2 separate regions of the Homo sapiens genome follow, and region 2 is linked to region 1. The links are chromatin contacts, found by Hi-C or POLR2A ChIA-PET in ENCODE. All regions are on one chromosome and are shown on one strand. Each heading gives the region's core, a stretch centred on a gene start or an enhancer-like site at or near the end of the contact. The rest is flanking DNA. Distances are from core to core; before and after follow the strand shown.

Region 1 (5,006 bases), core at 1,306-3,805:
AAAGGCGACAGACAAGTGCAATGGCTCATGCCTATAATCCCAGCACTTTCAGAGGCTAAGGTGGAAGGATTGCTTAAGCCCAGGAGTTCCAGACTAGCCTGGACAAGAGACTCCATGTCTACATATAAAAATAAAAATTAAATTAAAAAAAAAAGAGACGGAAGAGGGCAAAAATTTGGCAGGAAATAACAAACAAATGGGTGGTGAAGAAGTGAATACAACCCCTGCCTTGCCTTCTTCTCTTGAGAAATCTGAAGGTGAGGGGATGGCAAGGGATGGAACAGTAAGCAAATGGGCAAAAAATGAAATGTAAATGTGCAACCCGGAATTGGCAACTCTGTGGCCTTCCTTATAGGGCTAGCAGTGCCAACAGTTTTCAAGAGGCACGATACTAACACATTTGTAGGGAAAGGAGCCAAGAGGACGAAAAAGGCTGTAGGTATGACTCTTGGTAATTGAGCAAGATCTGATATGGGAAAGAAATGACATCTAACTTACAGTTGGATTCGGAGAGGAAAAAGAGGTGCTCCTCCCGACCCAGAAAGGGAGGGAAAGTTTAAGATATTTTGAAGTGAGGAGGGAATATAAGGGTGTGACTGACAGCCCGTATTTTCTCAGAAAAGTAGGTGACCTAGTTGTCCCTCCCCAACAGAGAATTAACTATCACCTAGGTGAGGAGCCCCAAAAGCTAGACACTGGACTAACGTAAACATGAGTAGGTTTTTAAGTATTTATCTTATGGCAGATATTTTTTAAAATCTACAATAATCCTAACAGGTAGGTACTATTTTTCTTCCCATTTAAAAACCTTATGCTTCCCCTAAGAGGATATGACACTTGCCCACAGCTAACAAGCATACATTTAAACCCAGATCCAACTGCATGGTTTTTAAGTCTATTACATCTTACAGCAAGGGTATAGCAGAGGCCATGAACTGATGGGCTTGTAAGTATGTGTATCTCACCTCCAGTATTGATCTTTGTAAAAAAACAGATGAACAAAAAAATATGGTTTGTGCTTTCTGAACTTTATAATTAAGACTACATACATATGGGAGTAAAATACTGGCAAGAAAGGAAACCGTAGAGCAAATACTTTGCAAATAAGAAATTGCCATTCCTTTGATTCTTTTTGATTCATATGAACTCCTGTTACAGAGACAATTGTTGTGGATACATTCCCTTTGACCTACGAAAATTAGATTTGAACAAAGGTTCAGATTGGATTTAGATTAAGTCCTGCTCAGTGAAAATTATGAAAACACTCTGACACTACAGTAACTGATATGAAATAATAAATCCTCACTTAACATTGTCAATAGCTTCTTAGAAACTGGTTTTCAGTGAAACAACGTACAATGAAACCGATTTTTGTTATCATCAATATTATAACGAAATGAAAACAACACTGAATGAAAATTTTTTTGTGGACCTGCTGTAAGTTGTTTGGCTTAAAGCCATGATTTCTAAGAACCTATCGTTAAGTGAGGACCTACTGTACTCTATAACCATGCTGCTATTCTTTATTCCTGATATCCCATTACTTTTTTTATTTTTGAGATGGAGCCTCGCTCTGTCACCCAGACTGGAGTGCAGTGGAACGATCTCAGCTCACTGCAGCCTTGACCTCCCAGGTTCAAGCGATTCTCCTGCCTCAGCCTCCCAACTAGCTGGGACTACAGGCGTCTGCCACCACTCCTAGCTAATTTTTGTATTTTTAGTAGAGATGGGGTTTCACCATGTTGGCCAGGCTGCTCCTGACCTCAGGTGATCTGCCCATGTCTGCCTCCCAAAATGCTGGGATTACAGGCGTGAGCCCCCGGCCGACCTTTCTAATCTAAAAAAAAAAAAAGAGATGAAGTCTCACTGTGTTCCCTAGGCTGGTCTCCTGGGCTCAAGCGATCCTCCCACCTTGGCCTCCCGAAGTGTTGGGATTACAGGCCCGAGCCAGCGGGCCCAGCATGCGGACCATTTCCAGTCAAATACTGGGATAAACTGCAATAAATGACCCTAAGAAGCAGGTGAATTGTCTCAGGAGCTCAAGCTTCTTTTGGAGAAGGACTCAACCAGCTGTGACTGGCTGTGAATATGGAGGAAAAGGGCCACTAGTCAAGGTATGTAGATAGCTTTTAGAAGTCAGAAGAAGCACGCCTGCAGTCCCAGCTACTCAGGAGGCTGAGGCCGGAGGATCGCTTGAGCCTGGGGAGATAGAGGTTGCAGAGAGCCGAGACCACGCCACTGCAGCCCAGCCTGGACAGAGGTGAGACGCTCGCGGACCTTAGCTTGGGGTTGGCGGCGTTAGGAAGAAACCGACCTCGAGACCCTGAAGACCTGACAACAGCCGTTACTCTGGCTGACAAGTCATTGGATTTCTGGCGCACGCGCGGCGCGGCACGGGCAGCTTCCGGTTTCCAGCCTTGCCCCCGCCCCTACCTTCCGCCCCACCTCCAGGCTAGTTCCTCCTCTTGGCCCCGCCCCCTGACCTTCCTTCTCCCTATCCCTAGGCCCCGCCCCCTGACCCGCACCTTCCCGCCGCCCCTCCCCGGTTCCATTTCATTGTTGGATTGTGGCGCTTCACTCCTGCTGGCGGCCGGCAGGGGGCGGAGTTCGAGCCTGGATTTTTTTCCTCGGGGCCTCCCCCGGGAGGCCGTCCCGGCGTGGGGGAGGGGAGGACGGGGCGGGAGGACGCGGTTCGGTCGGCTGCAGCGCTACTTTTGGTCCGGGGTCGGCAGGGAGGCCGCGGCTACCGCATCACAGCTGACGTGAGGACTACGTGGGGCCGCTGCCGGCTCCGGGTTGCTGGGCGGCGGCGCCGCTGCTGAGCGGCGGTCGGGCTCGCCGTCTCCACCTCCTCGCGTCCGTAATCAGTGACGAGGTCCGCTACGTAAATCCCTTTGCGGCGGGTAAGTGGTGCGTCGGCTCCGGCCCCGAGACCCAGCAGCGGGCGACGCGGCGCAGGAGGTGGAGGTGGAGGCAGGAGGCGGAGCGGAGCCGGGTGCGGTGGAGCAGCAGAGGCCGAGCGGAGCCGTGGGCGGCGGGCCGGGACCCCGGGGCCGGGCCAAGGACTGGCGGGGCAGCCGCGAGTTCACCTGACGCGGCCCCTCGCTCGGCGCCCCCGAGGCCGCCGGCTCGCCGCCCCACGCCCGCTTCGTGCGCTCAGCTGCCCCGGGACCCGCCTGCCTCCTCGCGAACTTGGGACGAGTTGGAAAATCCTCCCTGAGAGAGCCGTGCGGCTCAGGGGAGCGGTTTAACTCGGAAAAGGAAAAGGAATCCAGAAGTAAGGACCTCGGATTTGAGTGCCCCCAGCGCCTCTGCCCCACTTTACGAGCGCAGTTTAGACGAAAGCGGACGCAGCCCGTTTTCCCCCAAAACCTGGGCCGGAGGGCCTCGCAGCTGAGTCATTCGGTCCCGGGCGCGGGCAGTCTCCGGAGTGGGAAGGGCAGAGCCGCGACCGCTCTCGGAAGGCGCATTTTCCCTTCTGCCTGAGTCTTGCCTTTTTAGGGCCATCTGGTAAGGTTTCCAGAGCCTGTTGAATCTGGGGAATAAACACATTATTAAACATACTTTTTTTTTTTGAGACGGAGTCTTGCTGTTACCCAGGCTGGAATGCAGGGGCATGATCTCGGCTCACTGCAGCCTCTGCCTCCTGGGTTCAAGCGATTCTCTTGCCTCAGCCTCCCGAGTAGCTGGGATTACAGGCATGCGCCACCACGCCTGCTAATTTTTGTATTTTTAGTAGAGATGGGGTTTTACCATGTTGGTCAGGCTGGTCTCGAACTCCTGACCTTCCACCCACCTCGGCCTCCCAAAGTGCTGGGATTACAGGCGTGAGCCGCCGCGCCTGGCCTCAGCATGTTTCTTGATCCTGTTGCGTTTTATTTGTATATCAGATACCTGAGTTTGAAATCACTTAGGGGTTTCCTGCATGCTGCTCAGTGAAGCAGCGGTGAGTTTGTAATCACATTTTAAGAAATTGGGACTTACAGGGCCAGTCTCAAAGTGTCACTGAAATTGAAAGAGCTCCTTTAACACTGTGGCTTACGTACGTGACTCAGTTTCCTTTCTACTTAATTTGCCGGGCAGATGAGGGTGTACCTTTCCCTTGAAACAAAGATCTAGATTGAACAGTGAGAGGTCCGCTGTGAACATTGCATCAGATTACATGAATAAACCACGCTGTTTTTTATTTGTTGTTTTTTTGTTTTTTGCTTTGAGCGCCACGTTTTTTTCCTAGTCTTTTTTTTTTTTTTTTTGAGACGGGGTCTCGCTCTGTCGCCCAGGCTGGAGTGCAGTGGTCCGCTCTCAGCTCACTGCAAGCTCCGCCTCCTGGGTTCACGCCATTCTCCTGCCTCAGCCTCCTGAGTAGCTGGGACTACAGGCGCCCGCCACCACGCCTGGCTAATTTTTTGTATTTTTAGTAGAAACGGGGTTTCACAGTGTTAGCCAGGATGGTCTCGATCTCCTGACCTCGTGATCCGCCCGCGTCGGCCTCCCAAAGTGCTGGGATTACAGGCATGAGCCACCGCTCCCGGCCTTTTTTTCCTAGTCTTGATTCTTTTTTTGGATAAACTTTCCCTTCCTAAGTCATAGTAGTCTTAAAGTCTTTCAATCTAAAGTAATTTTTTTCCCAAAGGAAGGCAAATTGCACACAATATGTTTTGGCCAATAAATGCTAAGTATTAAAACTGATGTTTAAAGAACTATGTATTGATCCCAACACAGCTTTAACAAATATATTAAAATGGTTTTGATCCTGAATGAGTAAACACTTAAAGCATTGTCAGTATTCACACAACTTTGGCGAATCTGTAAATAGATGAATATAACACTTACTTTCCCAGTGAATTGGTGATGGATATGGAATCATTTTGGTGATTGCGAAGTTGTAATTACGGTGATGTTTTGTGTACATATTTTGGTGACAGTATATGAATAAATTTTTATTGAATGCGTAAACATAGGACATTTTTATTTTTAGTCTTTTTGTTTTTGCATTGTCCCTGAAA
Region 2 (5,390 bases), core at 1,938-4,437, 700 kb after region 1:
TCTGTGTTTATGTGTTTGTGTTTATATGTGTGTCTGTGTTTATGTGTGTGTGTGTGTGTGTGTGTGTGTGTGTATTTACACCCATTAGGAAAATTTAATGAAAACTAAACACCACGGAGAAGGTAGAAGGGAATTAAAATAAAAATTTATAGAAGTATAAAAGACGGAGATGTGGTTTTACTTCTATTTGCTTGATTAAAAAAACAAGAAAATTTGTCAGGAGAAGCAGACTTTTTCTTGGTACTAAATTTTAAAAGGAATGTATTATGTGGATCACTGTTTAAGAGACTTGGAGCAATTCTTCTCTGAATTATGGTTGTCGCCATGGGCTTTTAGCAATAGCAAGAGTGGAGATTTCAAGCTTGGCAAGATTTCTTTGGCAAATGCCTGGTGGGCAGAGCCTCTGCTGCTGATTGAAGGGACATCTTAATTTGTCAGACACCAGACACACAGGTAGCAAAGCTGATGTTTCTTTGTGAAGGATGAGGAACCCTAGCCGAATACTTTCTTGCTTTGGAAGCCCTTGTCATTCTAGTGTGGAACAGGGCTGGGGGACATTGACTTTGGATCTGCCTCTTTAGTTAAAACCCCACTGTTCCATGCCATAGATCATGGAAGAGATGACTTGGCCCTGGAAAATGTTAACGGTAAGCATTGCCAGTTGGCCAGCTTAATCATGAAAGAATCTCGCCATGATTCCTGCGGAACGTTTGATCCTGAGCACTGCTGCCTTCCTGTGCTGGGAATTAGCTACACAATGTGCCATCAAGTAACCCAACTAGCCACTGGGGTGGAGTTATTGAATTTCTTGAATTCAGACAATGAAGATGGTACAACCTAAAACCAGACTTTTGATCCTAGTATTGTTTTTGGTTAAGCTGTCCTTTTTGATGGTAGACATCAGGTCCATTTTTCTCTTAAAACCATTTTGTGTTTACCATAGTAAAATTATGTTTCTAATCCATCTAAAAGCTGCATGAAATTATTGAGATATGGAGGAAAAAGGCGGCTAGAAGAAGCCTCATCTCACACCACTGGGGGTTATAATTGGAACTGTGAGACAAAGCATTCCTGCCTTTTCAGATGGTTAGTGGTGTTATGGGCAGGTTTTGAAGGCCATCAGTAGCTGACAGTCCATACCAGGACACACGATTTGACCCATAGACAATTTCTGTCCATGAAATCAGATGCTTATAATAGATAGTTAACAAGAAGACTTAGTTTTTTGGCATTGCTGCTGGTGGTGGTGGTAGAAGGTGAAACAGAGGACATGCTGGCTGTGAGTGGAAGTACTATGCTTTAGTATTTTATGTGCAAGATAAAAACATTAACATACCTCCTTCTTGTAAAACTCTTCTGTTCACTAGGGGCTTTCACATACATACAGCAAAGATTTTGATTTTCACAGCAACCTTGTGAAGTACAGAGGGCAGTGAGATTATCTTTGCTTTACATATTATGAAACTGAGATGAAACTCTGAGAAGTTAATGAATAAATCATGATCACACAGAAAATAAGTAGGAAACTTGGGGTTTAGACTTGGATTTTCTGACTCCAAATCTAATGTTCTTTTTATGGTATCCAAACTGCAGTTCATTTCAAAGAAAGCTGATGTAGAGTTTGGATGAATTGAAAAGTAACAGATATTTTCTGTTAAAAAATATCCACCTAAATATTAAATGACAAATCATTATGCCATATTCAAATTCTAGAATTTGTTCAGATTGAACAAAAATGATGAATGTAATTAAAGTATCTTACTGAATAAAATCACTGTAATTAGATGTTGATCTATCTTGTGATGGAAGAAATATTTGTTAAGATGCACTTAAGTCCTTGGAAACAATGAAGAGCTGTAGAGATGAGTTCTAAAACTTCTGCTCAAATACAAAAGCTGGTCAGTTCTTTCTGCCCCAGCAAACATGGTACCCAGTGATTTGATCTCAGGCAACATGTGCACAGGGACTTGGTGGTCATAAACGATGTGGAAATAAGTTTCTGGTGACCTAGTAGGTTAGATTCTTTGTGCCCTTTATTCCAAGGGATGTCTAATGATATCACTGAAGTTCAACAACCAGCAAAACTGTGCCCCAAAGAGATTAAGTATGCTCTGCTCCTGAAGACATGTCGAGACACGCCTGTGCAGATGTGTGACGAGCTGAGAGAATAAAACCTCTGCCCCCTTACCAGAGGTTCCCCTTTTCTTCATGACTTCATTTGTATATCATCTGTGATCTCAACTGGTGTGAAAAGACCCAGGAACTTGGGTTGTTGTTGATTCCACTCTCAGGCTCACAGAAGAGCTTTCTCCCTGGCTCTTCTCTTCTCACCCTCCCTCCCCCTGCTGAGAAGAGCTGTCACTATTTCAGTAACTACAAGCAACAGATCGTTTTAGACTTTAATCCATAAATAAACATTTCTTCCTTTGAACTTCATTAAATTTGGATGTGCTTTCATTTTGACACAATCTGGCATCCCTATCATTTAGACATATAAAACTATAAAACTAGCAATTAATTTTGGTCTTTAGGAGTACTGGTGGTCTAGAAACAGTGAGTCTATGCCAAGAAAAGCAAATGAAAACCTCAAACATGTAGACATAACACTTAAATCATAAAATCACAAAGCATTATGCTCAGTAGCTACAGGAGATTATCTTTGAATTGTTCCTGGTGGTGTCTGTCACATTTCTCAGCTTGTTTAAAGAATTTTGAAGATGGGAATTCTGTTTCCTTAAACATTATTCATCTGACTACAATAATTGTCTGATGAAAACCTAAAAATTAAGTCATGATTTGATTGATTATGAAGATATTGATGGCATTTACCAGCAAATATCCTTTCATTAATTGCAAATATATTCAAGATCTGAGTGCTTATTGGATGCAAAGCACTGTGCTAGATACTGGAAGGAGGGGATGTCGTTTTTTTCTTTCAAAGAGCATATGAACTCATGAAGATGACACTTAACAAAAAGCAATTATCTCTTGACTCTAAAAGCCAGACACCTAGACACGGTGTGACTTCCAAAGCCAGGTCATAAAAGGCATCTCAGCTTTGGCCTTGGTGTTTTTTTGGATTCCTCACTCTGGAGTGGGAGGGGAAAGGAGGTAGCCAGCCAGCCTTCTGCTCAGAGAACTCTCCAGCAGCCCTCTGGGGAGGCCCACGTGGGAAGCACAGAGGCTCCTGCCAACAGCCAGCACTGACTTGCCAGCCAGCGGGGTGTGTGAGCTACCTCGGAAGCGGCTCCTCCAGCCCTAGTGGCGTCTCCAGGTCCCTGCGGCCCTGGCTGACATCTGTTGCAACCTCAAGAGTCACTGGGCCAGAACCACCACCAGACAAGCAGCTCCTGAGCTCCCGACACACAGACGCTGGGAGAGGTCATGAGTGATTATGTTTGTTCTCAGCAGCCCAGTTTGGGGGCGATTTGTTACACAATAGATAAGGAATACACTGACAACCCAGCATGTGTCAGATGCTGTGCTGGGGATTCAAGAGGATGAGGCAGATCGGCAACATCTGTGACCTCCCAGAACTTATAACTGATCAAGGAGGTAATCAGCTATGAATAAATACAATGAGGCCGTACATAAGATTTTGACCAATAGTTAAGCCTGGATATGAGACATTTCCAATGAGCTGCAGTTATAATCTACAGGAGTCGGGAGATGATGAAGATGACCACTTGACTTGGGGAGTTGGGAAGCATCCTCTGGGAGGAGAGAGGTCAAGTGGGCTTTGAAGGGGGTATATGATGTGGATGGGCGAAACACAAAAGGAAGGGTGTTCCCGAAAAGGAAGAAAAACAATCAAAGGCATCAAGGTGGGCATTGCCACCCCTGCTTGGGGTGTGGCAAGAGAATCTGTTGGGACACAATGACAGTGGGGCGTGAAAAAGCATCAGGTCATGAACTTGAAGACAGAGTTGGCTGCCTGCCTGAGGTCAGACTTGATCCCTAGGCAACAGAAATCATCAGAGATTTTTGAGTTGATTTGTGGCATTTTAAATAAGAATTTAAAATGGGTTTATGATTTCCATTAGTGTTTATTGACCACCTACTAACGAGTCTACCACTCTATGAGGTATTGAGGGGTGACCAAGTTAATAACAAGCTTCCCCTGCCCTCAGGGAATGTATAGTCACACTAGGGACAAAAAACATACACAAACGAACAACAGAGAGCATTATATCATAAAATAAGAAGGCAGCAGTTAGTCATTTAGATGATCAATGTAGTCGATAATAATAGCAAAGGCTTATATTGTGCTTGCTGGGTACCAAGGACTATTCCAAGTCTTTACATATGTTAATTCAATTAATACAGCACCTACATGAAGTAGGCTATCTCTGCGACTAGAGATGAGTAGGTTAGTATCTCTATCTTACAGATGAGGAAACAGGGACACAGAGAGTTTAAGTAACTGCAACAACCAGTCAGTAAATGAAAGGTGTAAACCCACACAGTCTGGCTCTGGAGGCTATGGTGATCCACCATGTTATGCTGCTTCTCAGATAATCGTTTAGACTTCCCAAGGCCTTGAATAAATCAACTCTTTTCATCCTCATTCACTTGCTTAATTTGTACTCAATATATTATTAATTGTTAGTTATGATCTAGCGTAAGGATGCAGACATAGCGTCAACATTGCTGAACTTTGGTTTCACTGCCTGGTGCTGATAAAATGCTACTGTAGGCCGGGCATGGTGGTTCATGCCTGTAATCCCAGCACTTTGGGAGGCTTAGGCAGGAGGATTCCTTGAGCTCAGGAGTTTTAGACCAGCCTGGGCAACACAGTGAGACCCTGTCTCTACAAAAAATTAAAAAATTAGCCAGGTGTGGTGGTGCATGTCTACAGTCCCAGGTACTCAGGAAGCTGATGTGAGAGGATTGCCTGAGCCCTGGAGGTCAAGGCTGCAATGAGCTATGGTTCTGCCACTGCACTCCAGCTTGGGTAACAGAGACCCTGCCTCAAAAAAAAAAAAAGAAAGAAAATGCTACTGTAATGGTTTTGAAATACACTAGAAATTGACTTAAGCAGGCTACCTATTTTAGTGACATATGGTACACCTATACTTCCATAATTAATGTTAACAAACACTGAGTATTGTGATGTTATTTATTGCATGATAACGTTCACAGCAGGTATAGAATTCACACGGTGCAGTGGAAGGAGCCCAGACCTGATGGGTTCTAGTCCCAGCTCTGTCACTCGTTGACTGTGCGAGCCTAGGAGTGCTGCCGTCCTTGCCCCAGCTTCTGCATGGCAAAGCTCCCCTTACCTGTTGTTCCCAGGCCCTAGATGAGTAAGACAGCAATGTGGAAGTCCCAAGAAAACCAAGACCCTTGGCTTGGAGCTTACTATAAGTTCCCTCTTTGGAGGCGTCAAA

Evidence for each region. A loop is a pair of places that touch in the nucleus more often than their neighbours do. ChIA-PET counts read pairs that join two places held with the same protein, here RNA polymerase II (POLR2A). Pooled maps may share reads with other maps.
Region 2: a loop to region 1 is called in a map of tibial artery, with 6 times the contacts of the local background. The contact joins the enhancer-like site here to the promoter of CREM in region 1. A Hi-C loop is called at or near these places in 1 of 168 maps with a recorded cell type or tissue (tibial artery) and 3 of 50 pooled maps. POLR2A ChIA-PET finds 5 or more read pairs at or near these places in 2 of 52 experiments (HEK293T and Panc1).

Annotation. Positions count from the first base shown.
Region 1 is chr10:35,124,291-35,129,296 of GRCh38, forward strand. It overlaps CREM (cAMP responsive element modulator), which reads left to right and starts at 2,556. Exons shown (of 8, transcript NM_183011.2): 1 at 2,556-2,903. It also overlaps a transcript of CUL2 not described here. RefSeq lists silencers at 2,444-2,963, 3,024-3,163 and an enhancer at 3,524-3,593.
Region 2 is chr10:35,819,269-35,824,658 of GRCh38, forward strand. No RefSeq gene overlaps it. Among named protein-coding and RNA genes, the nearest start is that of PCAT5, 44 kb to the left of the region's middle. Within about 2 kb of position 3,188, at least 6 of the 41 ENCODE cell types and tissues checked have a DNase peak (open chromatin) inside an H3K27ac peak, as active enhancers do; they include tibial artery, where a contact is called at or near this core.